Regions from separate parts of the Mus musculus genome. Here regions 1, 2, 3, 4, 5 and 6 are each linked to region 7. A link is a loop called in an ENCODE intact Hi-C map of the cell type or tissue named here. Cell type or tissue: left cerebral cortex. All regions are shown on one strand.

Region 1 (4,000 bases), 160 kb after region 7:
GGCAGCATCCCCTCAGGTCCAGCACCAGCTCCTGTGATCACATCTCCTCATTTCCCATGCAGAGGCTTTCCAAAAGCTTGGATGCAAGTGTGGCTGTCACTGTGGACACAGACACGTCCTCTGCCAGCCCAGGCCCAGGTGTAAACAGGAAGTGTCATTGGGGCGCTTGCATTGTGCAGGGGGCAGCTTGAGAGACCACGGCCTTCTGCGGGAATCTAGCCAATGAAAACATGTTTGCAAACCCCTGACTCTGGTCGGTGGGCCAAGGCAAGCAGAGACTCATAAAGGAGATTTAGGGCAGGAAGGTGGCATATTCATTTGTACCTCCACACAGTAAAAATAATTTATTGGCAGCTGCTGGGAGCTTTAGTCTGAAATCACATGGCTGGCAATATGAAGACCTTTCTTTCTTTTTCTTTTTTTCTTTCCCTAACCCAAGTAGCCTGGACTTTCAGATGAAGAGACATCATTGAATTTGTAGTGTGTTTTTGTGTGGATGCATGTGTGGATGCCTGTGTAGATGTGTACAAAATGTGCATATGTATATATGTATGTGTATGTGTGTATATGCAAGTGTGTGGTATACATATATGTGTATGTGTATACATGCATATGTCTGTACATGTGTATATGTGTTTTATATGTATAACTTGCATTTATGTCTGTGCATGAATGTATGCATGTCTCTTTGTGCATGCGTAGTTCATGTATGCCTCTGTGTGTGTGTGTGTGTGTGTGTGTGTGTGTGTGTGTGTGTGTGGTGTGTGCATGTGCATGCTTCTATATTTCTTTATTTACAGGTGTCTTCCTTCACTGATGCTACAGGCCTCAGGAGTATTTCCTCAGAGGCTGTGGTAATGAGCTCACCAGCGTGCCATTTATCACCCACTTGTGGCAAGGGGAGGGGGAGGAGTCTCAGAGGCAAAGGATGAGTTGTGGATAGGGATGTCTTTCATCTGCTGGAGACCCATTTGTCTCCTTAAGTGCCTGTCCCACAGGGACCTGGGTAGGAGTTTGTGGAGAAGGGTGAGGGCTGGGACTGAGCAGATATGCAGAGGTTGAAGCAAGAGAGGCCAAGGAAGGAACCCAGAGAAAGATGACCCTGGAGGCAAATAGGGTGTTGAGATTTAAATCTGCCTGGGGCCAGGGAAAGAAAAGGCCAGGAGATAGCAGGGAACTGAATCTGAGGCAGCCAGGCAGGTATTCCTGCTGACATCAGTTGATGAGCCTGCATGTCAAAGGTTGGCACATACCAGGCTGCCATTTTCCAGGAGCATCAGCAGAGATGGGGTCTACCCCTGGGATCAATTTGAAAACACATGTTGCTTTTGAAGAGCCATGGACCCAGACTGCAGGGCTTGTGGCCATTCTGTGTGATGCAAGGCCACTTCATAACTCCACTGTTTGTACCTCTCTCTCTGGAAAGCCTTTCCTTGTTAATTCTCCCTCCAGCCACCCTCCCCCTCCCAGCTTGCTTCTCCGGTTTTAACTTCTGCAACTGGTTTGGAACTCAGAAAAGGCAGTTTCAATGCAGACTAGTGTGGTGTCCTTGCCAGCATCCCCACCCCCACCTCCGTGGAATGTAAGCAGGTGCCAACATAAAGATTTTCGGTGCCATGTCCTAGTGGGCATGGCTCTCATCATGTGTGGGAGGGTCTCCAGCCTCAACAGTCTCTGACATCTGATTCTCATTGGCTCAGACCTTGCCTGTGATCTCCCAGTGACACCCCCCCCCCCCAGCCTGGTTATCTTGGCCTTTGCTTCTTCATGGGAAGTCGAGCCTGCTTGCCTGCAGAAAGCCGACCAGGGCTTTGAGAATCCTGTGTTCTCTGTTGTCTGAAGTTCTGTCCTTCTGCCATGAAGACACCATAATCAACAGAAGCAGGTGTAAAGGAAATCCCCTTTAGTGTTTTCCAGGGGGAATTTCATGGACAGATATGTGGCTGGACTTCTGCCAACCCCTGACCTATCTTTTAAGATTCTTTCATTTGTTTGTTTGTTTTGGAGTGCATGTTGCTGGGACTATTAGGCAAGTTGAGCCTGGGTCCTGTGCTAGAGTCTGACAAGACTGTCATCTTACACGGTGACCTTTTTGGGATAATCGAGTTAAGAATCTATTGATTTCAAAATAAAGAGAACCCCAGTGCAAAATGATTTAATCAGACTTGAGCCCATGGCTACACATTCAGCTTGTGGGTGTGTGTGCGCATGTGGAGTGCCAACATCCATGGCCAGGGTCTTCCTTCCTGCCTTATTTTGGCAACGTGGTTTCTCAGTGAACCTGAAGCTCAGTGATTTGACTAGACTCCCTGGCCAGTGTGCTCCAGGGATCTGCCTCTCTCTGCCTCCCCAGCACAGGAGTGCAGACAGGCACCACTATACCTGGACTTTTCATTGGGTTCTGGGGAACACTTACCTGGAAAGCATTTGACCTGCTGGGCCATCTCCCCAAGTCTCCTGCATTTCGGCTTTTAAACAATGTATTCTAGGATCTAGGTGTACTGCCACAGTCAGATCATCCCAATATTATGGAGGCTGAGCCAGGAAGACCGTGAATTGGGTGCAAGCCTGCGAAAATAGAGAATCTAAGAAAAGGAAGAGAAGGGAAATTAGAAAGAAGGAGGAAGAGAAGGCTGACAGGGAAGATTGTAGGGTGTGCAGGGAGGCATGAAGCAGCTTGTGTTGGGACTTCCCGGTACTCTGGGTTGCGTCCGCTTTCTCCCTCTGCGGCCTTTGTTTTCCTTTCCTATTGTGTATGCAGCATTGTCTTGTCTGTGACATAGAAAGAGCTAGAAAGTGTAGGGTTAGATGTTCCCGGGGTCTTGGTGGTCTTGGGAAGAGGGAACAGGCACGGGCTCTAAGCCAGCATGTCCTTTGGCCTCTGCAGCCTTTAGCCCCGAGGAAATTCTCTCTGGGGCAGCAGTCCAGGCAGATCCGGTGATCTTGCCTTTGGAAAGAGGGCAAAGCAGCCAGAGGCAGGCTGATCAGGCTTCAGGGCAGGCAGGAAACCGAACAGTTTCAAACACCAGGGAAACACCCGAAACACCAGAAGTGTCCATACAGCTTGTGTGGCTCTACAAGTGTCGGTGGCACACTCCTGTCATCCCGGCAAACTCACCTGGCCTCTGGTTGGTGCGCATGGACATTAAGTCCCTTCACTCCCAGCTGGGCACAGGGCTGGTTTCCATGTGTTGGCTAGAGTCAGTGTCCTGCTTTTTCAGATGGGTGACATATCTTGAGTTTTTCTCCCTATTTTTCCTCCCCTACCCTTCTCCCCCCCCTTCCCTCCTCCCTTTCATCCCTCACTCTGTCCCCTTCCTCTCTGTCCCTCCCTCCCTCCCTCCCTCCCTTCCTTTCTGTGGTTCCTATGGTGTCAAAAATTTAACCTAGTGCCTTGTACATCGTAGGCTATCTGTCTTCTACTAAGCTATGTTTCCAACCCTTTTCACAATTTCTTTATTTAAACTTTGAAGTAGAGCCTCTGTGAGTTGCCTGGGCTGGCTTTGAACTCACTCTAAAGCCTAATCTATAACCTTAGACTTATAACCTAAAACCTATAACCTTTCTATCGGTTCCCCCGAGAAGATAGGAAGACAGGCCAGTGCCACTGGACCAATTAGCCATGAGATTTTTAAGACAGGCACTTGAAGGGGACTAGACCCGTCATGGAAAGGCAGCTCTGAGCAGATGGAACTTTGCAATCTTTCCAATCTCTGGAAACCAATGTTGAGGCCTTGATGAAGAAAAGGCTCAGGATGAGGGGTTAGTCAAGGATGGAGGGCCTACTGGTCTCAGAGGCCTCCCTCTCTGAACACATTCAGAACTTTTGGGGGTCCAAATCCATGGTATCCCCTCAACAAACATCTTCAATAGCAGCTTCTTTCCATTAGTCACAGGCTCTATCTCCTCTACGAATTTCTGAAAGGTCAAGAAAAGAATGTGAATCCAAAGTCCAGGCATACAGAGAAGCCTGCAAGATGAGCAAATCATCAACAGACTC
Region 2 (4,000 bases), 170 kb after region 7:
GGATAACAGCAACTTCGCCCCCAGGACCCAGAAGCAGAAACACCAGCCAGAGCTGGCAAAGAAGCCCCCCAGCAGGCAGAAAGAGCATTTGCAGAGAAAGCTGGATGCCCAGGACAAACGACAGGGCCAGTCAGTCCTGGGGAAAGGCCCCAAGGAGGTGCTGCCTCCTCGGGAGAAAGCCACAGGCAACAGTAGCCAAGGGAAGGATCTCTCAAGACACAGCCATGCCAGGAAGAGTGGTGGTGGTGGGTCCCCCGAAACCAAGTCTGACCAGGCCCCCAAGTGTGATATCTCTGGCAAGGAGGCCATCTCAGCACTGACCCGCGCTAAGTCCAAGCATTGTCGCCAGGAGATTGCAGAAACCTACTGTCGCCACAAGCTGGGGCTGCTGATGCCAGAGAAGGTGGCTCGATTCTGTCCCCTAGAAGGTAGGTCTCTTTCTCCTGTCCCTGGCCCCATCTCTCTGCCTTCTCAGGCCCTCTGAATATAGCCACACTGCACCTCAAACCCTGACCACAAGATCTGGTTTGTCTGGGAACTCTGAACTCCTGCCGTCTGCTATCAAGAAAGTTTGACAAAATCATGACATGTGATAGTATCATATGACCTGTTCCCTTTAGCAGATATGATCTCGGTGTCTGCAGATGTGCTGTGCTGTGTTCATAGCTATCTGGAATTTACAGGCTACAGAAATTAGAAAAAAATTAGACTCTGTCAGACGTAGGCTTTTTACGTATGCAATATTGTACAGCCCCAACATTACATAAAAAATTATAAGTCACCCAGAGATTATTTGAAGCATAGAGGAGGATGTGCAGGATATAAGCAAACACCATACCATTTCATCTAAGAGAAAGGACACTGTTAGATATGGGAATTATAGGGTCTGGTTCCCAAATCCCCATGGATCCTGAGGGACACCTCTTCATGGTTCTATGTATCCATACAGTTTATTAGACGGGTTGTGGTCCCAAGCTCCAAGTGTCCCAAGGAAAGATGGGAAAGGAAGGCTAACATGGCCTTCACACATTCCCTCTTAGTCAAGTTCAGCGTGACCTTTTGAGCTTGTAGCAGCAAATATGCATCTATGCAACACTTCCTGTTCAATAGACAGATTTTAGAAGATTCTCCCTTCCCAAGCCTCCGTGTGGTCCAGGTGGTTCCTGTCTGTGTTCTTGATTGCACTTGGCACTTTGTGTGCAGCAATAATTAAGTGGAATGCAATGTTTCCAAGAGCTGTTCTTAGCCAGTGCCAGGCAGGGGCATTTTGGAAGTCTGAACCAAGGTAATACGGCTCCTGTCACGCTTAGAGCTTGCATGCTTGCTCCCTGAAGGGCCAAGTAGCAAATCTGTATGGTCATTGGGCTGTATATCTTTATCACAGATCTTAAGAGACAATACACAAACATCAATGCACTTGGTTAGGTTCCAGTGGATTCAGACTGCTTTCCAGATTGCAAGAGGCTTCCATCCAGGGCATCTAATTTAAGGTAGAAATTTCATGAAGTCAAAAAGACATGCAATACATCTGACCTATGGAATGTTGTAGTATAGTCTGGTCCACCTTAAATGTGCTGAGAAAGTTTCTGAGCCTATGGTTGGTCAAAGGCAACAAAAACAAAGCTTAGATTAAGACAATGTGTTGACTGCCTTGTGTAAGGTAGTAAATGCTGCAGTGAAAGGGGGAAGCAGGATAGTGCTGGGATGAATTTTCGTTCCCAATGTTATCAAGTTGAAAAGCCGTACGTCATCCATCATTACGCTAAGAATCATCCGTAGTCAGTGCTGTTCTATCTCCGGGAATCCTTTTCTGAGGAAGCTGAGGCTCAGACAGGTTTAGGATTTGGGTGGAGGCATCCACCTAACAGACAGCAAAGCCGGTATTGGAATTCAGGATGAAGAGTCTGAGTCTGCTTCCACAAGTTTGATAGTCTTCAGGGGGGAAACAGATTCTCACTTCAGCTTGAGTTATACAAACCCCAAAGAAATTTAGCTGCCTGAGAGGTGTGCCCCCTTCTCCTCAGTACAGTCTGAAGGAGAAGGGAGGGTGTCAGCTGAGGAAACAGGGAGCCTGTGGCAATAATGGGGGGGCATGTGTGCCAGACTGGAGTGCCTGCATTTGCATCTCAGACTTCCTCTGCAAGCTCTGAGATTTTCGGCAAGTTGCCTGCCCTCTCTGTGCCTTGGTGTTGTATTTATTCATCGCAGAGGGTTTAAAGACTGCACAGTTAAGTGAATGTACCTGGTCACTGCTGCACATTACGCAGATATGAGCCTTAACGCTTACTCCACAGTCATCCACCACCGAATAGCAGCCTTCAGCGTTTCCCGTGCTTCTCCTGGGTCGTGCTGAAATGTCTGCAAGCTAGCGTGAGCTCACTGGGGCTGCCTGCGGGGTTGGCTGTCTCTGCCTTGGCGAAGGTGGCATGCCCTCCAGGGACCTCCAAACTGGTTAATGGAGTTGGCATTTAAGACACATGGCACACCAGACCCACGATGCTTTAATTTCCTGCACCGTGGCCTCCCCTTTGCAGTAAATTTACTGTGAATAGACTAATTGCAAAATAACTCTAATTGGGTAGTTATCAATGAACAACTTCCCGTGAAACAGAATGGCTTACAATTAATAGCATTTAAGCCATAAACTATTCTTCTGCGAAAAGCAGGGATGTAATTACACCCCACAGGGAGATTGCCTTCCCTTCTGGAAACCATGACACCCGGAATTCCGTCTGCTCTGGAGGGATGGGCTTTGGCCTAGTGGTCCTTTTTTATCTCTTGCAAAATGAGGAAAAGAGGCACAATAGGGGGAACACTTGACATCAGACAATATAGGAACCTCGCTGGTCCTCCCCACACAGAGGCATGCACTGGGCCTCACCCAGACCGTAGCCACTGAAGGCCAGTTCGTCAGAGCCTAGGGACAGATCCAGAGGAAGGGAAGTTCATTTTCCATGTTGACTTTTGTGAGGAGCTTTGTTTCTGTGTCTCCTCTGCTTTGCCTGTCTCTCAGCCTTGTCCCCACTCAGCCCAGGGGACACTCTGGAAAAGACTGGCTCCCTACAGGGCCATTCTTCCTTTTCTGACCTTTGATTTCTGCCTCCTGTAGAGAATAATCTTGAAATAAGTGAATAGAAGTCTTCCTCCATTCCATTTGAAGACGGCTGTTACCTGCTTGCACGTATACAAGGGCAGAAGACTCCTATAGACTGTCTACCAAGGAACATGCAGAGAGAGAGAGATTCTTAAGGGTTTTGTGGAAAGACCTGTCCTTGAGTATGACCTCAGAAGAAGTTGTCTCCAGATCCCCAGCAAACCCTTCCTCCCAAAGATAGGACACTCACTGCAGCCACAAAGCTGATGCGCACACACACACACACACACACATGCGTGCACGCGCGCAGACACACACACTCATGCAAGTACACATGTGCATGCACACATACATGTTTATACACAAAAATGCATATACACATGCATGCAAACACACATACACATACATGCTCATACAGACATACCCACACACATGAAATTGTATGTGAATTCTCATATGCATGTATGCACACATACACACCCATACATATGCGCGCGCGCGCACACACACACACATGTGCTCATACACAACACTCACAGAGTTGCATGGAATTCCTGTCCACCCTTTGGTCTCTCCACCTTAGGAGTCCCAAGTCACCCTGACTGATCCTTCCTGTGTTTTACGGACTATAACTCCACAAGTGTAACAGGCAAGGGCATCTTGAACTGGAAACAAAGAAGAAAGGTCGTTTTTAAATCGAGATCATGAAAGTCTAGGGCTGAAGCCACACCCCTGCCTTTACCTCATTCCCAAATCCTCTGGAGACTCAGTCTCAGCCCCTTGTGGTAGAGGGGGCCTGCCAAAGCACAAGAGCTCATGGCACAGAGGCCAGGAAGCAGAGGCAAAGTCTGAGCTAAGGGGGAAACCTTCTTCTTTTCTTTAGTCCATCTTGGTCTGAAGCCTATA
Region 3 (4,000 bases), 110 kb after region 7:
GAAGGAACCAGAATTAGCAAAAATAATGCCTGTGTAAATACAAGTTCAAAGACCCCAGCACACTCTCTCCATAGACTCCTAAGTCCATAGCTTCCTAGACAGGTCCTGGGAGGTTATTGAGACATGTTAGTGTAGATGTGTCGCTAAGTTCCCACAGAGTGATCATGTGCAAGACTACTACTACTACTACTAGTAGTAGTAGTAGTAGTAGTAGTAGTATTTACCTGGGCACATGTGTGGAGGTCAGAGGACAACCTAATAAGATTAGTTCTTTTCTTCCATCTTTATGTGAATTCCAAGGATCAAACTCACGTTGGCAGGCTTGTATCATTGTGCAGCAAGCCCCTTTACCAACTGAGCTAGCTCACTATCTTCTGGCTTTCTTCTCTGTTTATAGCTGGATCTTTGTATGTCAATTTATGTCCATGTGGGGAATGGCACCTGGCACCTTTGAGCAAGCTAGGAAAGTACTCAGTCACTGAGCTACATAGAGTCCAACCTATGGGAAGGGCCTATTGATGTTCCTATCTGTGAGCTCTTGTCCATTTAGTGATAATGTTTGGCACTCCCAACAGAACCCCAGGGACTGGCTCCCTAGCGAAGCAGCTGTTTACAACATGTTCCAAAGGGTGAGTGAGAATTAAGTCAGGATCAGAACATATCCTTCCATACAGATAAAGCTGTTCCTGAAAACAGAGGTGGAGCGTGAGCACCAACAGGAAAAATTATAGGAAATTATAGGAGCTGATGGCGGCAAGGAAGCCGGGGGCAAGGGTCAGGGATTAGCATGTGAGGTGGCTGATGCAGAAGGAAAAGGCTTAAGTACCAAAGACCACATCAAGAGGCCCTAAATCCTCCTGTAGGTGATAGAGACCCACCAAAGGTGTCTGAACAGGAGAACCACTCACTAGGAGATCAATCTGAGATCCTTCTGCTGCTGTGTGGGAATGGGTTGTAGAGGTGAGTTTGGAGACAGAGGGGACCAAATGAGGACATTGGAAGAGCTTTCATGGTGGGTGAATGGGATGTTGACAAAAGGAGAAGAAAGAACATAGTTAAGGAGCATTAAAACAAAAATGTAGGTAAAGTGCTTGCTAACTATTCATGAAGCCCTAAGTTTGACAGCTGACACTGCACAAAACCAGGTGTGGCGCTACATGGCTGAAATCCAAGCGGTTGGAGCAAGGGGACAAGAGGATTAGAAGTTCAAAGCTGCCCTTGTCTACAGAGTGAGTTTGAAGTCATCCTGGGCTGTATATGACTCTTAACCTCAGAGAGAGGTGCAGTGTAGATAGGCAAGAATCTTACATGTGCAGGATGAGTTCAGGGGAATTGAGTTAGGAAATGGGTCATTGGGTCAATGGGTCAATAGTGGGCAGGTCTGCAGTGAGGAAGGAATTGTCCTCGGAGACAGCGGTCAAGAGCATGAGGGTCTGAGAGTCAGACCCAGGCTTATCTCACCCCTTGCTGTCTTTTGTGTGGTAGGGTTTGACTTTGACCCCAGGATCTCATATGTACTAAGAAATGTCCTGTGGAGGTTCTTTTATCTGTCTCCCTAGGAGACAACGTCTGCAGAAGGCTGGGGAGGGCACATCTCTGGGCTTGTCAACACAGACTTTGGCACCTAAGAACTCCAGGAAAATTGTTCCTTGTTCAGTCCATGGAAGATCCTCATAGGTCACTTTCTTCTCTTGACTGTGAATACGAACGAGTTAGACTTACCTGCTTCTTCAAAGGAAAACTTGTTTTGTTGGTGTTGGGGTTTTGTTTGGGTTTTGGGTGTTTGTTTGTTTGTTTGTTTGGAGGTTTTGGTTTGTTTTTGGTTTGTTTTGTTTTGAGGGGAGGCATTTGTGGGCCCTTATGGGCTGAATATTAATTTTTTATCCCAGCTGCCGTGTATTATGTAAGATCTTATAATATTTCATTATGGCTTTTTTCCTAGATATCACAGATGCAGAATATTTTATTCTGGAAGTGACTGTTAACAAATTTGTCACTCACTTCTCCTGTTGGGAAAGCTACAAGGCCTGTCATCTGCAGGGGTGTGTGAGCTTCCTCAGCTGGCACTGACAAGGTCTCAGGACTAGGGAAGGCTGACTGTGATGCAGAGATCTAAAAGAAGCCCACACCGTGGGGGTGGACACCAGCCAGGATAACCAAACTCAGCCAACCAGAACCATGCACAAAGGAAACCCTTTCTGTTTCCTCTCAGAAGGCTAAAAGACAAAGAGTGGAGAAAAATTGCACTTTATAAAGGAAGAAAAAGAAAAGTTGTCCTGGCCGTCTCTCAGTTCAAGTTCAGATTGCTGCCCCTCCACCCTCGGCACCCCAATAGCTACATGTGGGACCTCCAGTGTCCTTTCGGTCACGTCATAAAGCAGAAGTTGAACTCGATGGGGGAGGGGCTGCTGACTTTAGCTGGGTGAGGATTCCCTATGGAATTTACATGGGCTAGAGCTGTCTTCATCCTTTACAAAGTCTGTGTATCTCTCTTAGTCTTCGATATCCCAGAGAAACACATGCGTGTGTGTGCTCATGCACATGTACACACACACTCACACACACACACACACACACACACACTTCCCATGCCAGCAAGCCATAGGGATATATGATCAGTGTCCCTTGATTGCCATTGGCCACTGATCTCTTTTTCTTCCCTTTCTGTTAATCTCTCTTAGACACTAGACATTCGCTCATAATGTAGCATTATCTAGGAAATTAGATTGTTTTACTTCTCCTGCTGGAAAAGCAGTCTTAGCACAGTGCTGGACACTCTGGGAGGTGTTGTTAGTGCCTGGCCACCTGGCTTTCTGGAGGTGACTCAAACACTACCATTTCTGTCCTTGCTTTGAAAAGAATCATAACTCCACAGCCCAGCAAGTTAGGTCTCAGCACAAAACTTGAGTTGCAGCGGTATCCACCATTGGCTCACCTCCACCTTTTCCCGTAGACCAGGCACCCACCCTGGATGCTTCTTCTAGTCCTTGGTTCCTGCCCCCTTCCATCCAGAACAAGCTCAAGACTCCCCTTCTCCTCAGCAGCCTTTCACGGTGTGTTGGGAGGAAGCTGGTGACTCACAAGACGAGTTTACGAACAGCAGGAGCAAACTTTAAAGACATTAATAGCTCAGTGTGTATTTTCCTACTTACATCTCATTTGTGGCAAATTAGACTAGTTTTCCTTCCAATATATGGGTAATGTTTCTTTTTTAAATAAATTCACCAAAGTAGAAATACCAGTGGGCTGACTAGAGAGCACTAGAAAATGAAAGAATTCTCCCGCCGCACAGAAGATCAGGAAGAAGAGCAGACGGCTGATTTTTTTTTTCGGTTTCGAGACAGGGTTTCTCTGTGTAGCCCTGGCTGTCCTGGAACTCTGAACTCACTTTGTAGACCAGGCTGGCCTCGAACCCAGAAATCCACCTGCCTCTGCCTCCCAAGTGCTGGGATTAAAGGCATGTGTTACCACTGCCCAGCTCAGACGGCTGATTTAACATGGAGAAGGTGGGTCTCTTACTTGCTGGCCCCTCCTTCTACACCCCGTAACGTATCAAGAAAGAATTTTGTTTCTTTTTCTGAGTCAGATTTTTTATAAGCAAAATAGGCTTAATAATGTCTGCACCTATATCAGCCAGCAGATAGGGGTATTTGTTTTGTTTTGTTTTGTTTATTTGTTTGCTTTTTGTGGTTTTGTTTTGCCTTGCTAAAAGGCATATGTCTCTTAGGGACTGTCTTTGTAGGTATCATCAATGGATTGTTAGTACAAAAAAAAAAAAAAAAGGCCTCCTTGGAGAATTCTCTCAGCCCCACCCCCTCTTGTCTCTAACTTGTGAGATCACTCCAATGGAGGATGGGGGTGGTGTTTGCCTATCAGAGACAGAGAGCTTGAAATGAAAATCACAGAGCTCAGCTCTCACCACAGCCACTTTCCTGCTGAGGAAGACCTTGGAAACTATCGCTGTATCACTGCGGTCTGAAGCCCCCTGGAGCCCAGGCTC
Region 4 (4,000 bases), 240 kb after region 7:
CATAATGGCCTGTGCACAGCAAGTGTGAAGACCCTGAGTCTGATCTGTGGCATTGGGTTGAGTACTGATAACTACTGTTGACCATAACCAATGAAGCATATAAGACACTGTTCTTGTCCTCAGAATTCCCTGAAGAGTAGAGTGTGTGGGAAACGGATACACAAACAGCCTGTGGCTTTAACTGTAAACTTGACAAAACCTGCACTCACCTGGGTTAATGAAGGACTGTTTATATTGGGCTGGCCTGTGTCATGTATGGGGACAGGCATTGTCAGAATTGATTGTCATGGGAAGACCCAGCCACATGTGTGTGTCTCTGTTCACTGGGTAGGGGTCCTGACATGTATAGCAATGAAGAAGCCAGGATGAGCGTGACAATCAATCGCTTGTCTCTGCTCTTGACGGTGGTTGTGGTGTGTCCAGCAGTCAGCTGTTGATACACTGGCTTTCTTCATGGACAATAACCAGGGCAATAACTTTTCCCTCTGAAATTGCCCCTTTCTGGGATGTTACCACACTGCAGCCAGAATGAAACTAGAGCACAGCGTGTTTTCAGGCAATGTGACAGGCCCAGGGATAGGACCTGCCAAGAAGACACATCATCAGACTGTGTGCTGTGTCCAGAACAGGCAAATCCAGGAAAGCAGAGTGAAATCTGCTGCCTAGGACTAAAAATGGAGCAAACCCCAGTACCTCTGCAGAGGACCCTGACTTTCTCTTCTGTTTGTTTCCACAGGACAAATGACCAGCTGGTAGCATTTCTTTCCAGATATCGAGATATGAACTTCCTGAAGTCACATGGCCGGGACAATGCAAGGTAACGCACCACAGAGGTGGAAAGCTACAGCTGGGGCCTGTCTCGCAGGTAGACAACTAGGGGAAAGTTTCCTGGGTGAGAGAGAGAGCTCAAAGGGCCCTCGTGTTAGCCGAGGACAGACAGAAGCAGATGCTTCTCAGGCTCCCAGCTTTTCTCCCAGGAAATATTTTGAACTTATTCCTGTATGTGTACGTGTGTGCATGAGTGTTTAGGTGCATATGTGTGTGCAGTGGCACATGCACCTGTGTGTGTGTGTGTGTGTGTGTGTGTGTGTGTGTGTGTGTGTGTATGGGGGTGCATGTGTATGTATGCATATGCAGTGGCACATGTATCTGTATGTGTATGTAAGGGGGTGCACATGTGTGTGCAGTGGCACATGCATCTATGTATGTATGGGTGTGTACAGGTGCACATGTAACTGTGTATATATATATATATATATATATAGGGTACACATGTATGTGCAGGTATACATGCACCTGTGTGTGTTTATGTATATGTATGAGGGTATACATTTGTGTGTGGATGTACATGCACTTGTGTATGTGTATGTATGGGGGTGCACATGTGTGTAGGTGTACATGCACCTGTGTGTGTGGGAGCCAAAGGACAGCCTCAAGTCTATTCCTCGGGTACCACCCACATTGTGTTTGAGACAGGAACCCTCACGTGGGTTTAGGGGATTGAACTCAGATCTTTGAGCTTGCACAGCAAACATTTTATCAGCAGTGCCGTCTGTCCAGCCCATTTAGAATCTTTTATGTCTTGGTCCCTGGATCAGAGTAGTCATGGTTAATTCTCACTTGGTTAGTAGGTAGACTGGGGACTGCATCTCAGTAACATTCCCACATGCTGAAGGTGTCCTGTGGTCTCCACATGCATGCCATGTATGCACACCTATATACACACACATATACACACACATGTGAGCACAGACCCATACACAAACAGCATCTTTTCCTGGTGGGAGAGCGCCCCCTGGATTCTGACATTGAATACAATATAAACCCTGGTAGTTCTAGCAATCCTCACAGTCTGTTAATATTTTGCATTTGGCCTTTTTGATAATTCATGTGGGTTTGTTTGTTTGTTTGTTTGTTTGTTTGTTTTGGTAAAGTGACTCATGATATCTTCCATGAGAATCTAGATTTCCAATTAACTACGATAAACCTTGGAGTCCCTCGACCTATGTCTGACTTTGCTCAGAGCTGACATGCAATCCAATCCCATGTCCCCCAGGTCATGGCAGTTCCTGTCTCTGTTCCTGATATGACTACAATTGGGATTTGAATTTACAGTCTCTGTTTAAGAGTGTCTCTGCTGTGGCTTGTAGAGATAATAGGTTTTGTGTCTCAAAGTTTACCTTGTTATCTCACAGAAGCAAACACTAAGCTCCCTGCTTTGACCTTTCGAGGAGTCACCCCAGAATGCATGGGTTGCATTATTTCTTCTTTTACCTGTCATTTCAGCAGCTGACTCTGCATCCAATGGCCCCTTCTTGATCATATTCTTCCACTGTATTTAAAGGCACTTCAAAGCTGGTCAGTGCCCTATGAGTCCCTACCAGTTAGCATAGCACATTTGGGGCCACTAGTGGTAGAGAGGCTGGCTGGACAAACACAAATCACTGTCCCTGTGGGCAATCTCCCTGCTGAGACCCTAGTACTTTGCTGGGCTTCTTGGCCCATTGCATTTGACATTGGCTTTATCCAATGCAGAGTAAGAATTCATATTTAAATTCTCCGTAAATGAAAGGGAGGCTTCAAGAGCTCAAATGGATTCTCTCAGGTTGCCCAGTTGGTAAATGTCAGGACTGGAACCTAGGAGTTTTTGACATCAGAGGTGTGTGTTGGTTACATCTAGGGATAATTATATGGAGTGTTCATTATTAGAGGTGACCCTTATATTAGTAGTCCTCTCCCATTGGTCAAGAATAAAACCCATCTTCTCCTCCTTATAACCTATATGATTGGTCCATGCACCTTACATCATGGGCAGGAAGCCAGCTCCATTCATCAACACATGTCAAAAATCCCATCCACACTAGCAGTACTGTTTCAGGCTGACCATTCTTTAGTCTTTGCTCAGTTTCCCAAGTGCTTCTCTAGGAACTTGGTAGCACAATTAAAGTCATGGCCTTTGAGGTCCCACCTCCTAGAATGAAATGCTGATCTCCTGTGTTTCAGGCTGCATTGCACTGCTTGTGTAACTTAACCTCTCTGAGACCATGCCTTTCCCAGTAAAACGAAAAAGTCACAGTCTTAGATAGATAGGATTAAATGAGATGTTGCCTGTGATGGTGAGGATGATGATGATGGTGATGCTATTGCCATGGTAAGCATAAAACCAAAATGCTGCTGGTAGGGATGTATCCCATATCTCAAGCCCTTGCATGTACACACACACACTCAGTGTGATCCAGGTGCACCAGCAGTGGGCAGATAGTTTTAACATGGCTCAGAGCAGTATAACATATTACTACCACCTGCCTCTCAAACCCCAAAGCCCAAGTATCACAGATCAGAATTGCTCACAGATTCCTGCATTTACCCTTTACATCCTCAGCTGGGACTCTTTGGTATATAGGAATGAAGTACAATATTTTAGTGTTAATTTGTTAATAAAATGAATTGATGTTAATTGATTAATAAATGAATGAGTGAGTCACCTACAACCTTCTTCTCTTTGTTAATCGAGTCTTCCCTTACTGTATGTCAAGGCTTCCCACAGTCCATCTCCCATTGCCTCTCCCCAGTAGGCAGGGATGAGGCCAGCTTACCTCTGGTTGCCATACCACTGCTGTAGCACAAAGAATTCTTTCGGTGGTGAGTGACACAAGCCTACTTTAGGCAAACTTGTGGACAAGGAGAGTTAGTGGAACAAGTCCCACTGACTTCCGATTTGGCTGAACTGAGCAGCTGCAATGACCGCATAAAAGCGAGATGGTTCCATAGTCTTGAATGTTGACTTAAGTATCTAGCTTTAGGTTGTGACCATCAACAACTCAGTAGCTGATTTTTATCTTACAAGCAAGGAAGCTGAATATAGAGAAATGTTGGTCTCACAGAATCAGGGCAGGGCAGGGCTGGGACTCAATCGGAATGAACAGACTGTGTCCAAAGAGGCCATTCTCAAAATTCCCGCAGGATGTCATACCTTCCTATGTGCCAGCCCTGCTTTGTG
Region 5 (4,000 bases), 720 kb after region 7:
GATAGCTTTCCACTAACTCTGTCCATTTGCTTCTTTCCCTGCAAATAGTTAAGATGCTGTAACTCTTACTGAACTTGCTGGGCATGAGACATACTTTGTGGGAGACTTTCCTCCCAACCTCAACTTTCCTGTCTTCTCTTTGATCTTCTCACCTCCTGGTCCCACTTAGGACCCTGTCACTGAAGAACAAGCTGCTCCTGGTCACTGGAGGTCAGAGAGCCCTGCCTTCCATACAGATGGAACACCTCATCATGCTGGTGAGTCCTTAAACCTGTACCCTGTGCTTGTCTACCTGACTGTGTCTAACTGGACACCACAAACTCAGTGTGACCCAGACCATGTGCTGAATGACCTTCTGTGAGCACTCAGGGTGGGCTAGCTGGCAGCGGACTACTAACTGTGCAAAAAATGTTCAGTCCTCCACTTGCATAGCAGGAGAAAGCCATGCACAGCTGAGTGGATGAGCCCTTGGGGACGGAGGAGGAAGTTAGGCGGGTGAGAAATGAGAAACCCAGGTCTGGAACGTAATGATGTCCCTATGTCCCTCTTCCGAACCTTCCAAGAGCCAGCCAAGCTCATACAGGCCCAGGTTGTTTCCTGGTTGTTAGTGCTAATAAAATATTAATTTATTTACCCTGCCACCACATTTTTTAAAATTAAAAAAAAAAAAAAACCTAAAGCTTTTGAGTGCTGTAGGTCACAGCATCCCCCTAAGGAAGCAGAGCCCTAGAGCTAGGAAAGCTAGGAGTTAGCAGAAGTCGGAGTCGTCTTGGTTCTCCCTTAGGAGTGGGAGTGGGGTGGGCAGGAAGAAGCATTTGGGGAAACTTTATTGAGATCACAAGGGGCAAAAATGCCTCCAGACGATTATCTGGTTTATATTAAAAAGTGCAGCAGAAGAGAAAGTAATATTAAAACTGGGAGGCAAAGAATGAACAACACAGACGGATCTAACAGTCATTAGCACCGAGCCAGAGATGAAAGCAGCCCTGACTCCCAGGCACACCTGCAATCCCAGCACTCAGAGACTACAAGCAAGAGAGTGACAAGTTCCAGGCCAGTCTTACCAACAGGGTGAGGCCTTGTCTCAAAAACACAAATGAACCAAAGAAAGCTGTACATTCAATAAAAGCAGTGTTGGAACTGGATATGCTGGCACACACCAATAATGCCAGTTATGGTAATCTAATGGTAGTCTGAAGAAGGAGAATTGCAATTGTTGTACCATATAGCCAGATGCTCCAAAGGACGGGAGGGAAGGAGATGAGCTATGCTCTGTGTCTGGTATGACATGTATTAGTATGTGCTCTCTCTCTCTCTCTCTCTCTCTCTCTCTCTCTCTCTCTCTCTCTCTCTCTCTCTCTCTCTGTGTGTGTGTGTGTGTGTGTGTGTGTGTGTATGTGTGAGAATGGGTGGGTAGGTAGGTGAATGGGTGGGTAGTGAATAGGTAGGTAGATGGATGGGTGAATGGGTTGTTGGGCACAACCTATCCCCCCAGTCCTCAGAACAATCTTGTGGTGGTGGTTTGAATGAGAATGGACCCCAGAGGGTCATATAGTTGAATGTTTAATGTTTGACCCCCAGTTGGAGGAACTGTTTAGGAAAGATTAGTAGGTATAGCCTTGTTGAAGGAGGTATGTCACTAGGATCTGGCTTGGGGTTTTCAAAAGCCCAGTTCGTCCTCACACTCAGTCTCCCCCTCCCTCCCTTCCTCCTGCTCTAGCATCATTCATTCATACCTGCTATCATGTTCCCTGACATGATGTCATGAGCCCACCATCTGAAACTGTAAGCAAGTCACAATTAAGTTCTCTCCGTTTGTTTGTTTGTTTGTTTTTCAAGACAGGGTTTCTATGTATAGCTCTGGCTGTCCTGGAACTCACTTTGTAGACCAGGCTGGCCTCGAACTCAGAAATCCGCCTGCCTCTGCCTCCCAAGTGCTGGGATTAAAGGCGTGTGCTACCACGCCTGGCACAATTAAGTTCTCTTGGTCTTAGAATGTTGTCGCAGCAGTAGAAAAGTAGCTACGACAAACTCTCCTTGACCTGAAGGCCAATGCCAACGATACACATCCTCCCTCCTTCTGAACCTTCTTTCTGTGGCCATGAATAATTTGCCTCATCTCAACAAGGTTTCCAGTCCAGACATAGGTTAATGGCAGCAAACTGTTTCAAGATACTTGTGGTCCTGTGCTGTCACCTAGTGGAAACTCCATGAAACTGCAGAGAGGATGCTTGAAGCACTCATGGGAGCCTGGAGAGAATTTAACAAGACTCATGATGGATTGATAACTGGTTTTAATTTTATTTAACTTTTTATTGATTCTTCATGAATTTCATACATGCAACCCAACCCCACCCATCTCCTTGTTCTCTCGTACTGTCCTTCACCCTTGCAACCTCCCACCAAAAAAAAAAAAAAACCTGGTGTGGAAGCTGCAGTGTGCATGTCCCACAGTACACCCTTTTGTCCATACTCCTTTGCTTGCAAATGTTCATTGCAATGAGTCATTTGTCTAGTTCAAGGCCTCTGGCTTCTGCTACACTATCAATACTGGAAACTTACTAGGACTCCCCTTGGACACCCTACTGTCACCCTGTGTCGTGGAGATCCTGTAGCTTTAGATGTGTAGGACTTGCCCCTTCATGCTCTCCAGCAGTCCACAGATGGAGTTGATATTGGGGTGTGCCAACTCAAAGCCCTGGATCTGGGCCTGGATGGTATCTGAGCTGCTCACCTGCCAGCTCTCCCACACCCACAGCACCAGGGAAAGCTCTCCTGCACTGCAACTGTTAAGGGCAGAGCCAGTTCTCCCACTCTCATGCCCTTGGGCGGCTCTGCCACTTGCTACAGGTGGTAAAGAGTGGGGGAGGGAGCATGTTTCCCCTCACCTATGCCACCACACAACAGATAAGTGGCAGGGCCAGCTCTGCCATGCTCACACCCTTGGGGCCAGTTTACCAACAACTCCCACTACCAGGGCCAGCTCTACTGTGCTTCCTAGGTGAGGTGTAGGACCTGCAGCCGGCTAGGGGTGGATAGGGTGAGCTCTCCTACTCTCCACCTTCATGGCTAGCTCTCCTAGGGCTGGGAGGCAAGGGATGGGGCCAGCTCTGCACAATCCTCATACAATGACAGGGCAGCAGCCCAGACCAGGGACATCTGACTAGCCTTTGGTGGTAACAAAGGACCTAAAGACCAGGACCTCACTACGGCCTTAGGTGGTACTCAAATCAGGCTCCTTGATTCTCTAGTTCTGCCTCTCTTCATTGTGCACATTCTTCTGTTTCTTTCTCTTCCATCTCTCTACCACTTGGTCATCCTAGTGGTGCCCAGTCTCTGGGTGTCTGGGGTCCTCTTAGGAATGGTCTCAGAAGTGCTATACCTTGCCCATGCCATGTGGCACCAGGTGGAAGTTGTCTTGGGCGTGGTTTTGAAATCAGTTTTGAAAGGATGAAAGGATTGGGCTAGTTCAGATATGCAGATCTTGGAGTAAGTGAGCAGTGTACATATCTGGTTATCCATGGAGACAGGAGGGAGCCACCATGAGTCTCCACGTGCGAGTTTGCATCCCCATTCATCACACACCCAGGGCTTCCCCTCTCCTCTCTCCAGACTTCACACTGTGCAACTATAGCCTATGCCAGAAGGTTCAACCATACACAAGGCTTCCCCACACACCCACAGTTAAGACTATTACTTAAGCAAGAAAGACAGCTGTAAGAAGCTAATTAGGAAACCTTCAGAACAAAGAAATTGCTGAAGAAATTGACCTTGGAGAATACTAGGCCAGGACAGCTTAGAAGAGCCCAGGCAGTGACACTCTGAGATTATCAAGGTTTCTAGCAACCTGTCCCAAATGAAAATTGCTGCGTACAAGGGTCAGCCTCCTTCGACTGTGTGCACAGCTGGGAGTGTGTGTGTGCTGAGTGGCTTTAAGCAGCAGTCAGGCAAGGTGACAGACCCAGAGGTGTGACATGGCCAGTGCCCAGCAGTCTTGAAG
Region 6 (4,000 bases), 53 kb after region 7:
TCTATGTCTGTGTCTGTGTGTATGTGTGTGTCTGCGTCTGTGTCTGTGTCTGTGGGTGGGTGATTGTGGGGAGCCGGGTCATGGTTTTTTCTAGATATCTTGCTTCCAACCTTATTTTTTGAGATGGGTCTCTCTGGAGCTCATAATTTCAGGCAGATTAGCTGGGCAGTGAACCCCATAGATCTTGCCTCAGCCCCTCTATGCCTAGGATTATAGGCACGGGCCACTCTGAAGCTTTTCATGAGAGTGCTGGGGTTCAAAGCCAGGTCCTCATGCTTATACAGAAAGCATTTAGCTCACTGAGTCACCTCCCCCTGCCCCGCCCCCCCGCCCCGCCCCCGCCCCGGCTGAGGCACAGGTAATATTAAAGCCAAGATCTCACAGGCATCTTAAAAGAAAGCGGTGCTGTCCCCATGTCAGGGAGCTGGAGACTGAGGCGCTAGCTCGGGGCATGAGATCTGGAAGTGACAGGAAGAAATCACACTTAGTTCCATGCACCTCCTGGAAGGTCACTCGGCTTAGGAGGCTCAGGTCACGTAGCACTGCAGTGAGCGGAGACCCACAGACTGGGCCTGCTAAAGTGGGGAGGAGGAAGAGGAGAATGAGAAGGAAATGGAGGAGTGAAAGGGAGGGGAGGAGACGAAAGGAAGGGGCTTTTAGAAGGTGCCTAAGACGGCCCTTGTGGGCAGGCTGTGGACAGATGGTCTGTTATGCCCCCTTCCCCTTCCTTGCTTCCTCTCAGCCTCCAGGCTGTGTCCAGTGATATTCACTGAATAGGCATTGGCAAATAAGGAGATGGAAAAATGACTTTTTGTTGCCTTGACTCAGACAAACCATCCTACTGTCTGGCATCTCCACTACTGTCCCGACCCTTGACCCCACAGATGAGCGTAAGGGAATTTGGGTGTCTGCCTCTTTGCCTTTCCAGATGAGCACAGTGCTCTCCAGATGCTGGCTGCCTTCTCAACCTGCATCTCCTCGTTTCTGCTGCTCCCAGGTTTCCTAGGCCCCAGTAGTGTTTGGGTGGCAAATGATAGAGATCAACTTGGTCTCTTCAGGGCCCTCAGAGTGAGCTGGAAACTCCTAGAGAGTTCACAGAAACTGGTAGAGTCCTTGGAGAGAGCAAATGCTGTTCTCTGGCTCACACAGCCACGAGTTACCTCAAGAGCTGTGGAGAGTTTGCAGATCTTGAAGATACGTTGCTGGAGTGTGGAGGCTGCTTCACCTGAGGCTTTCTTCTCATGGGTGCCAGCAGTGCCCTCTAGCACATAGTAGGTGCTCAATAAGTGTTTGGTGTCTATGTGCTGAACTCACAAATAGGAGCTGACTTCAAGTGGCCATTCTCCTGTGTCTGGCTATGGTTACAGGTACAAAGAAGGAAGAGAGTTGGAACAGTAGTTTCTATTACTCTATTTCTGGCTCGTGTTATGCCCTGGGGCTCCAGATTTGGCCTCTGCTGGCTTCAAGCCCACTTCTCAGCCACTATAGATGACAGGGAGCCTACTTGTTCTGGTCTAGCCTGAGTACCTCCTGGCTCATAGGCCCCAACTGTGAATGGATGTCTGTGAGAAGTTGCATCAGCTATCCTGGCTGCCCACAGCAGCCGAGGCCCTCAGAGGAAGATTCCAGAAGCCATCTTGGCTTCTGCTCTCCTGAATTCCATCTCCCCAGGGCTCCCAGTGGGTGAGAACAAGGGCTAACTGTGACAGAGCCCTGCACCTCTGGGTAGGGTGTGTAGCGGATGGAAAGTCAGCCGCCTTGGCCTTGTGACTCGCTTTATACCGTGGCTTCTGAAACCCTTCTCCCGCCACCGGGCCTTGGCAGCCACATGGAATCCCAAGAACTGAGCGGGCCTTGTGTCTGCTGGGAGGAAAGATGTGAAAATGAGGGCTGGAGCAGACACAGGGCTCCAATGCCAGGAGAAACAGAGCACGGTGTTGTGTGCAGGAGGCCGAGCTGACAAGAACCACATTCAGTGACTAGCAGGACTTGGCTCCATGCTGTGGAGGCCTCCTAAGCACAGGGCGACATTGATCTTAGAGGTGTCTGTGGCCTGGAGAAGGAGCACAGGAGGTGAAGCTGTCTACTCAGGCAGGGGGGTTCTGCACACTGACTTTCCAATCTGGTGGTGATACCATCTTTGGTATTGTGTGTGAGTGGCGTCCCCAGAAGTGCGCAAAAGGATAGCTTGTCCGAAGATGGGTTGGGGACAGGGATGTGTGCATTTTATGCCTCTCTTTCTGAGACAGGAGTCTCATGGAGCTGAAGTAGGCTTCAAACCTGCTGTGGTAACTGTCTGATCCTCCTGCCTTCATCTATCTAAGCTGGGATTACAGAGGTATACTGTATGTCTGGTCTATGTGGTGTGGAGGCAGGCGGGGGTGGGGGGATTGAACCCAGGGCTCCATGCAGGATAGAAGGCACTCTACTCACTGAGCCACAATCCTACCTGTGCCCTTTTTGTAGCTCTAGGCTGCTTTTGCATGGCTGTGTGAGCAGAGTATTCTTTGTGTGCATGTTCACATATGCTGGAGTGTGTGCTAAAAATGTTCCTGAGACAAGGAGGCAGCGCACATTTCAAGCCCGACTTCCCCGGTTGCTTACCATATAACTCTGAAGGATTAGTCTGGCAGTAGCCAGCCTTGACTTTCTCCCCATGTGGAATGAGTGGGCACCACACAGGATAGGGCAAGTGTTTCACTATGGCAGTGCCTGGCGCTGGGTGAGCTGGTGATGAGTTCCCTTCTGTTGCTTTGATGCTGTGCTGTGTGTGCGCACACCGCAGAAGTGTGCAAACGAGAAGCTCTGTGGGCCGCATATCACGCTGACAGCAGTGACAAGGACATCTTTTCCTCTTTCCTTCTACGGGAAAGGGCCGTCAGTTTTTGCTCTGGTGGGAGGAAAGCTGAAGCCCAGGAGCCTTTGGTTACTGATGGGACTGCCCAGCTTGTCTACTTGCCAGCTCTAGGGCAGGGTAGTGGTGTCTGTCCTTTTCCGAGTCCCCCGTGTTGATTTTGTCTCACATATGTTTGTCATGCTATTTGAGCTTTCAGTCATCCCACCTCCAACACACACACATACACAGGTAGAAATACATACAAGCTCACGTATGAACATACACATAAGCATATACATGCATATAGAAGTATAATCATACACATAAGTACACACACACACACACACACATATATATATATATATATGCACTATAATCTCATGCTGTACCCAAATCTCTCCTCTCTCTCTCTCTCTCTTTCTCTCTCTCTCTCTCTCTCTCTCTCTCTCTCTCTCTCGTTACAAGATGCTCCAGATTGTATCTGAAGTCTATCTTAAGCAGTCCCCAGCAGTGCTCAGGCAGCATCTGTCCTAGCATGCCACCTTCAGGACCTCCTCAGTCCTTAGGTTCTCCCTGTGAGCATCACCTTCTTGGAGCCTGGTAGTGGCTATTCTCTCTTTCCCACAGGAGGCACCTGATGCATGCTGGGAGACCAACTCAAGGCATCATCAGCCCCTCGGGTGTTGGGGCTGAGCTCACAGGGCACTCTCTAGGACCCATGGTGTGTGGCCCACCCCATGTACCACACAGCTTCATCTCATCACCTCTACATAGGAGTGACATTTTCTAGCAACACTCCCGATAGTCGCCCTCAAGTTGGAAGCCCCTAGCTTCCCTTTCATTTTGTATTTCCTTATGTTGAACCATCCAGTAGCATGTTATAATGAAACCCACTGCTTTGTATGATACTCTTAACAATCAATCACAGGGGGAAAATACGAACACAGTCTGCCATGACCAGCCATTCTAACCAACTGCAGTTTCCACAACATCGTGGTCTATACCCATCATTTTAAAAAGATTTACATTTTGTAAACACTTTAAAACCTAAAACATACCTGTGGGTTGAATGTATGTGTGGTGGTACATGCCTATAATCCCAAAACAGAGGAGGCTGAGGAAGAATTCTGAGTTCGAGGACACCGGGGCTATATAAAGACAGCT
Region 7 (4,000 bases):
GCCCGCGCACAGCAGCCTGCCAGCCGCGGGGCACTAGCCTCCCGGGCGAGGGTAAGGTGCCCTTTGGGAAGGGGATCTCGAGCCCCGCGGACAGAGAGACAGATGGGCGACCCTACCCATGCCTCACATTGGTCTTGGCCACACAAGTCCCGATATCCGAAGGGACTCTGCGCCCTGGCTGCCTCTGACTGCCCTGGCTGCCCTGGGCAGCTGCAGGGTCGTGCACTGAGCCGCGCTGCTCTGTGCGGAGTCTGAGGACCGCCCCCTTGGGGTCTGGAAAGTGAGCTCCAGAAGAGACTCGCTTTCTAGGGGGTCCTGTTTCCTATCACTCTTTCTGGGCGTCCTACTTGCTCTCTGGGTGGGGGCGTTGATGCCTCACTCTCCACTCGAGTACGTGCATCGGATCGTGACCGGATCCTCAGCCGCTGCTCAAGGGTAGTTCTCCACGCAGCCTCTTTGGTCTGAGCTGTTTGCTGTGGGCTGAGAATGAGTGTGTTAAGTCCTCCACCATGTCCCTGGTGCCCAAATCAACACTGGGTCTTGCAAGCCTGATCTGACTTTGGGTCCTGTTTTCCCCTCTGGGAATCTACTTCTCTCTCCACCTTCCCCAGTCCCCACCTTCCTCAGTCCCTAACCTTGCCATTTCTTGCCCTCCCTGACTTCACCTCCAGGTATTGCCCCTTAGTTCCAGCTGGCTGTCTCTGACTTGACATGGGTGGTCAGTTGCACTTACTGTCTGTCTGTCTGGCCACGCTATCACCACACCTCCCAGTGTGCTTTGCTCTTCTTGGATGTGAATAGTCAGGTCTCTGAAACTGTCTTCCAGTTCTATTAGTACCATCTGGTTGGCTAGGTGGGGCACCGGCTTGTCTTCCTCTTCTATCCCCAACTTCTTTGGGGTATCTGTTTCACCTTTCTCTGAGCTAGGAGGGCAGGAGATCTGAGTCCGTAACTACTGTACAGGGTCTCTGCTCTGCGTAGGAATGAGTGTCTGTCTGTCTTTGGGCTGGTGTGATATGCCATGTGATTCTCTGTCCATCATCCCAGTTCCCTGCAGAGAACTGCCCAGCATCTGAAGGACGGTAGCTACCGGGGGAGTGTTTCTAGGATCTGTAGGAAGGGAACAGTCCTTGTTATTGCTTGTCACTCCGGCAGCCCTTGCTGAAGACTGCCTAGACACAGCTACACAGCTGTGTCAGAAGTGCTTTCTGATGTGCTTAAGTTCTTCAGGATTGTTTTGACCCTTGTTGCCCGAGCACAGCTCTTTATGTCTGTGAGCTAAAGCAGTCTCAGGACTTGATCTGACAGAGCATTTGGCTGCTCTGTAGCTACCAAGGAGAAGTCTTACCCTCACCTGTAGTGATGCTTGTGCATGAGAACCTGAGCATTCTCAATGTCCCCAAGTCCAAGGGGACCCAGGCACTCACTGCCTTTGAACTCCTGGAGTTGATCATGTGTTCCAACTGGAAAAACAAAAAACAAAAAACAAAAACAAAAACAAAAACAAAAACGCTATTACATGTTCTTCCTAAAATTGGAGACCTACTGGGAGGTGGGAGGGACTAGGCGCACTTAGTGCTGGCCCAGTGTGGAAACAGGCAGGGTGGGGAGGGGACCATGGGAGGGACTCACTGTACCTTTTGCAAAGGGGATTCAGGAGGTACTTTCAGGGTACATAGACCACCTGTTGAGATCAGTGAGAGAATTATAAAGAAAAAAGCAGTTGGTTTCTTTCTTTCCCCACCGATGGTCTGAGCAGTGATGCACAACCCCTCCATGTGTGTTCACCTAGGAGTAATCTCTCATGTCCTAGCCCAGTCACATCAGGTTTGGAATCGGAAGGGCGGGGGTGGGGTGCCACTTCCCCTTTAAACCATGTTTTTAGATCCCCAGTCCTAGCAGCGGAGCTTGTCTGCAATTTTGCTTTTATCTGTGGGTTTAGGTGTATCCTCCCGACAGTGTCCTCCAATGTCTCCATTTTTTTTAGCTTCCAATGTATATGTATATGAATACATTTTGTGCTTTTTTTTTTCTTTCACTTTCCCATTCCTGGTAGCTCTCAACTGTCCGGTCCTGCTGGTCCTGGACTTTTTGTCATATGCACGGCACTCTCCTCTCTTCCTCCTGTCTCACATCCTGCCCCAGGAGCTGCAGTGTGCACAGGATGGCTAGAGCTAGGGGTCTGTTTGTCCTCCTCAAGGTGTGCCCACCCCAAGCCCTGCCCTTTCATGGAGCTCAAGGAGACCAGAAGGGGGCAGGCTGTTCCCAAAGTCCATCAGAGCTGGAGCTTGGGATACAGGCTGAGAGAGCCACAGACTGCTAACAACTTGCCATTCATTTTTGGACCCTGCCTGGGCTGACTGTATGCATGATGCTGCAAAGGGATTCAGGGTGGCATTCAGAACTAACACACTCTCTCTCTTTCTCTCTCTCTCTCTCTCACACACACACACAAACACACACACACACACACACACACACACATTCCCTGATATTTTTCCAGATGGCTTCTGCAAATACTGTGGAATTGTATGCTAGGACAGTGATGTTCGTTTCTGTGCTGTGCTTTGTGGCAGGCTGGAGTAGAGTTGGGTGAACAGTCATGGCTTCAGTGGGTGCGTGGCAATGGGTGTCAAGCAGCTGTTACGGCTAGAGTGTTTCCAAATCCAGACCTATCTGCTTCTCCTGGCTGCTTTCCCCTCTCCCAACTTCTGAACTGCGAGCCTTTTATTTTTGGAGAGCAGTGTCTAGGTACAGAAATTGTACCTGTGGCCGGGCAGTGGAGACACATAAGAGATCATGTTGATATGCAAGCAGGATCAGAGGGTGTGTGCAGGGATAGTGGTGAAATGGGCATCTCTGTAAAGGTTTGCTAGTGCCCCCTTTCCCTCTCAGCATCTCTGAGCATTTAAGTATTAGCTTGATGCAGATTACAGCAGAGTTCTGTAGTGGGGCATTTTCTCTGGGCCTCAGTAAGAAATGAACTTTACTGTGGTCTCGGAATATAAAACGGGAGAGCACTGAGCCATAGATGAAGGGGAGTAGTGGGGAGTGAGGGGCCTGTCAGAAAGACTAGCCAGCAGAAGTGCCTTTTTAGACTCGGGAAGAAATGAAAGCTGTAGGTGTCACACCTGTATCTTTGTTTCTCTTGCTAACGTCCCCATAGTCCCAGCGTCACTCAAGGTACTTAGTAAGTTTCCTTTAAGAAATCTAATGTTTTAATGTCCTTGCCTACTGTACGCGTACAGTAGAATGCCGTTTTTGTATGATCTGACCCCTTTGAAATGCTGATTTTTTTTTTCAGCAGAGATCCCTCATTCTTCACATTACTCAGATAACTCCGGACTCTTTCAGACATTAACAGTGACTTTGGAAGAGGGTTCCAGTGGCGTTGGAGGCAAAGCTTTTCTTTCAATCCAAATGTTTGCAGAGAGAACAGAGAGCGTTTGACGGCTGATTTGTTTCCTCCACACTTCCAGTGAATTATTTTGTCTGATCGAAGCAGACAAAAAAAAAAGCAGGCTTTGTATATAGAAGTGTGTATCTTTGAGCAATATTTATCTCACTGCAGATATGTCATCGTCTGCTTTACCACACACTGGGAATGCTAAATAAAATAGATAAGTAGCAGCCACTTAATTTAATAATAAGATAATAAATACAGGCTGGATATCCATTATCTGAAATACTTTGAAGGAGTGTTTCAAAATTTGGATTGTGAAAGATACTTTGGAATATTAGCATGTAAATAAAAAGATAGGGCGGGACCCAAGATTAAACCACACAAAATAATTAACCAAAATTATTGTTTTCTTTCTTTCTTTCTCACTCTCCTTTCTCTCACTCTTATTTCTTTCTTTTGCTCCTCCTGTTTCTCCTCCTCCTGGTCCTTCTTTTTCTTGTCTTGATGACTTGTCTAGCTCAGACTAATGTAAAAATCATGACCCTCCTGCGATTACAACTATGTGCAACCACACCTGGCTTGATCAATCTTATATAC

Evidence for each region. A loop is a pair of places that touch in the nucleus more often than their neighbours do. Peaks named below come from ENCODE experiments on the same cell type or tissue, not always from the same donor. Only the 100,000 strongest peaks of a DNase experiment are listed, where the experiment ranks them.
Region 1: a loop joins it to region 7, with 2.4 times the contacts of the local background. A loop is called at or near these places in 10 of 42 quality-filtered maps.
Region 2: it touches region 7 in a loop (2.9-fold over the local background); 12 of 42 quality-filtered maps call a loop at or near these places.
Region 3: a loop joins it to region 7, with 2.4 times the contacts of the local background. A loop is called at or near these places in 8 of 42 quality-filtered maps.
Region 4: a loop joins it to region 7, with 6 times the contacts of the local background. A loop is called at or near these places in 37 of 42 quality-filtered maps.
Region 5: it touches region 7 in a loop (6-fold over the local background); 17 of 42 quality-filtered maps call a loop at or near these places.
Region 6: a loop joins it to region 7, with 2.3 times the contacts of the local background. A loop is called at or near these places in 10 of 42 quality-filtered maps.

Annotation. Positions count from the first base shown.
Region 1 is chr7:117,540,312-117,544,311 of GRCm38, forward strand. The region is part of intron 2 of Xylt1 (xylosyltransferase 1); the gene reads left to right. Among named protein-coding and RNA genes, the nearest start is that of Xylt1, 160 kb to the left of the region's middle. In left cerebral cortex, no CTCF peak of the experiment used is centred here; a DNase peak (open chromatin) is centred at 1,626.
Region 2 is chr7:117,548,670-117,552,669 of GRCm38, forward strand. It overlaps Xylt1 (xylosyltransferase 1), which reads left to right. Exons shown (of 12, transcript NM_175645.3): 3 at 1-428. Among named protein-coding and RNA genes, the nearest start is that of Xylt1, 170 kb to the left of the region's middle. In left cerebral cortex, no CTCF peak of the experiment used is centred here; a DNase peak (open chromatin) is centred at 2,407.
Region 3 is chr7:117,488,615-117,492,614 of GRCm38, forward strand. All of the region lies in intron 2 of Xylt1 (xylosyltransferase 1), which reads left to right. Among named protein-coding and RNA genes, the nearest start is that of Xylt1, 110 kb to the left of the region's middle. In left cerebral cortex, no CTCF peak of the experiment used is centred here; DNase peaks (open chromatin) are centred at 2,096 and 3,143.
Region 4 is chr7:117,621,184-117,625,183 of GRCm38, forward strand. It overlaps Xylt1 (xylosyltransferase 1), which reads left to right. Exons shown (of 12, transcript NM_175645.3): 6 at 737-817. Among named protein-coding and RNA genes, the nearest start is that of Gm34762, 140 kb to the right of the region's middle. In left cerebral cortex, a CTCF peak has its summit at 1,804; DNase peaks (open chromatin) are centred at 585 and 1,774.
Region 5 is chr7:118,100,250-118,104,249 of GRCm38, forward strand. No RefSeq gene overlaps it. Among named protein-coding and RNA genes, the nearest start is that of Rps15a, 14 kb to the right of the region's middle. In left cerebral cortex, a CTCF peak has its summit at 2,204 (motif pointing left); DNase peaks (open chromatin) are centred at 2,202, 2,722, 2,983 and 3,504.
Region 6 is chr7:117,434,405-117,438,404 of GRCm38, forward strand. The region is part of intron 1 of Xylt1 (xylosyltransferase 1); the gene reads left to right. Among named protein-coding and RNA genes, the nearest start is that of Xylt1, 55 kb to the left of the region's middle. In left cerebral cortex, no CTCF peak of the experiment used is centred here; DNase peaks (open chromatin) are centred at 1,860 and 2,689; H3K27ac peaks cover 1,449 bases.
Region 7 is chr7:117,381,470-117,385,469 of GRCm38, forward strand. Xylt1 (xylosyltransferase 1) reads left to right here. Exons shown (of 12, transcript NM_175645.3): 1 at 1-51. Among named protein-coding and RNA genes, the nearest start is that of Xylt1, 2.5 kb to the left of the region's middle. In left cerebral cortex, a CTCF peak has its summit at 2,231 (motif pointing right); DNase peaks (open chromatin) are centred at 416, 819, 1,047, 1,904 and 1 more place; H3K4me3 peaks cover 3,288 bases; H3K27ac peaks cover 2,126 bases.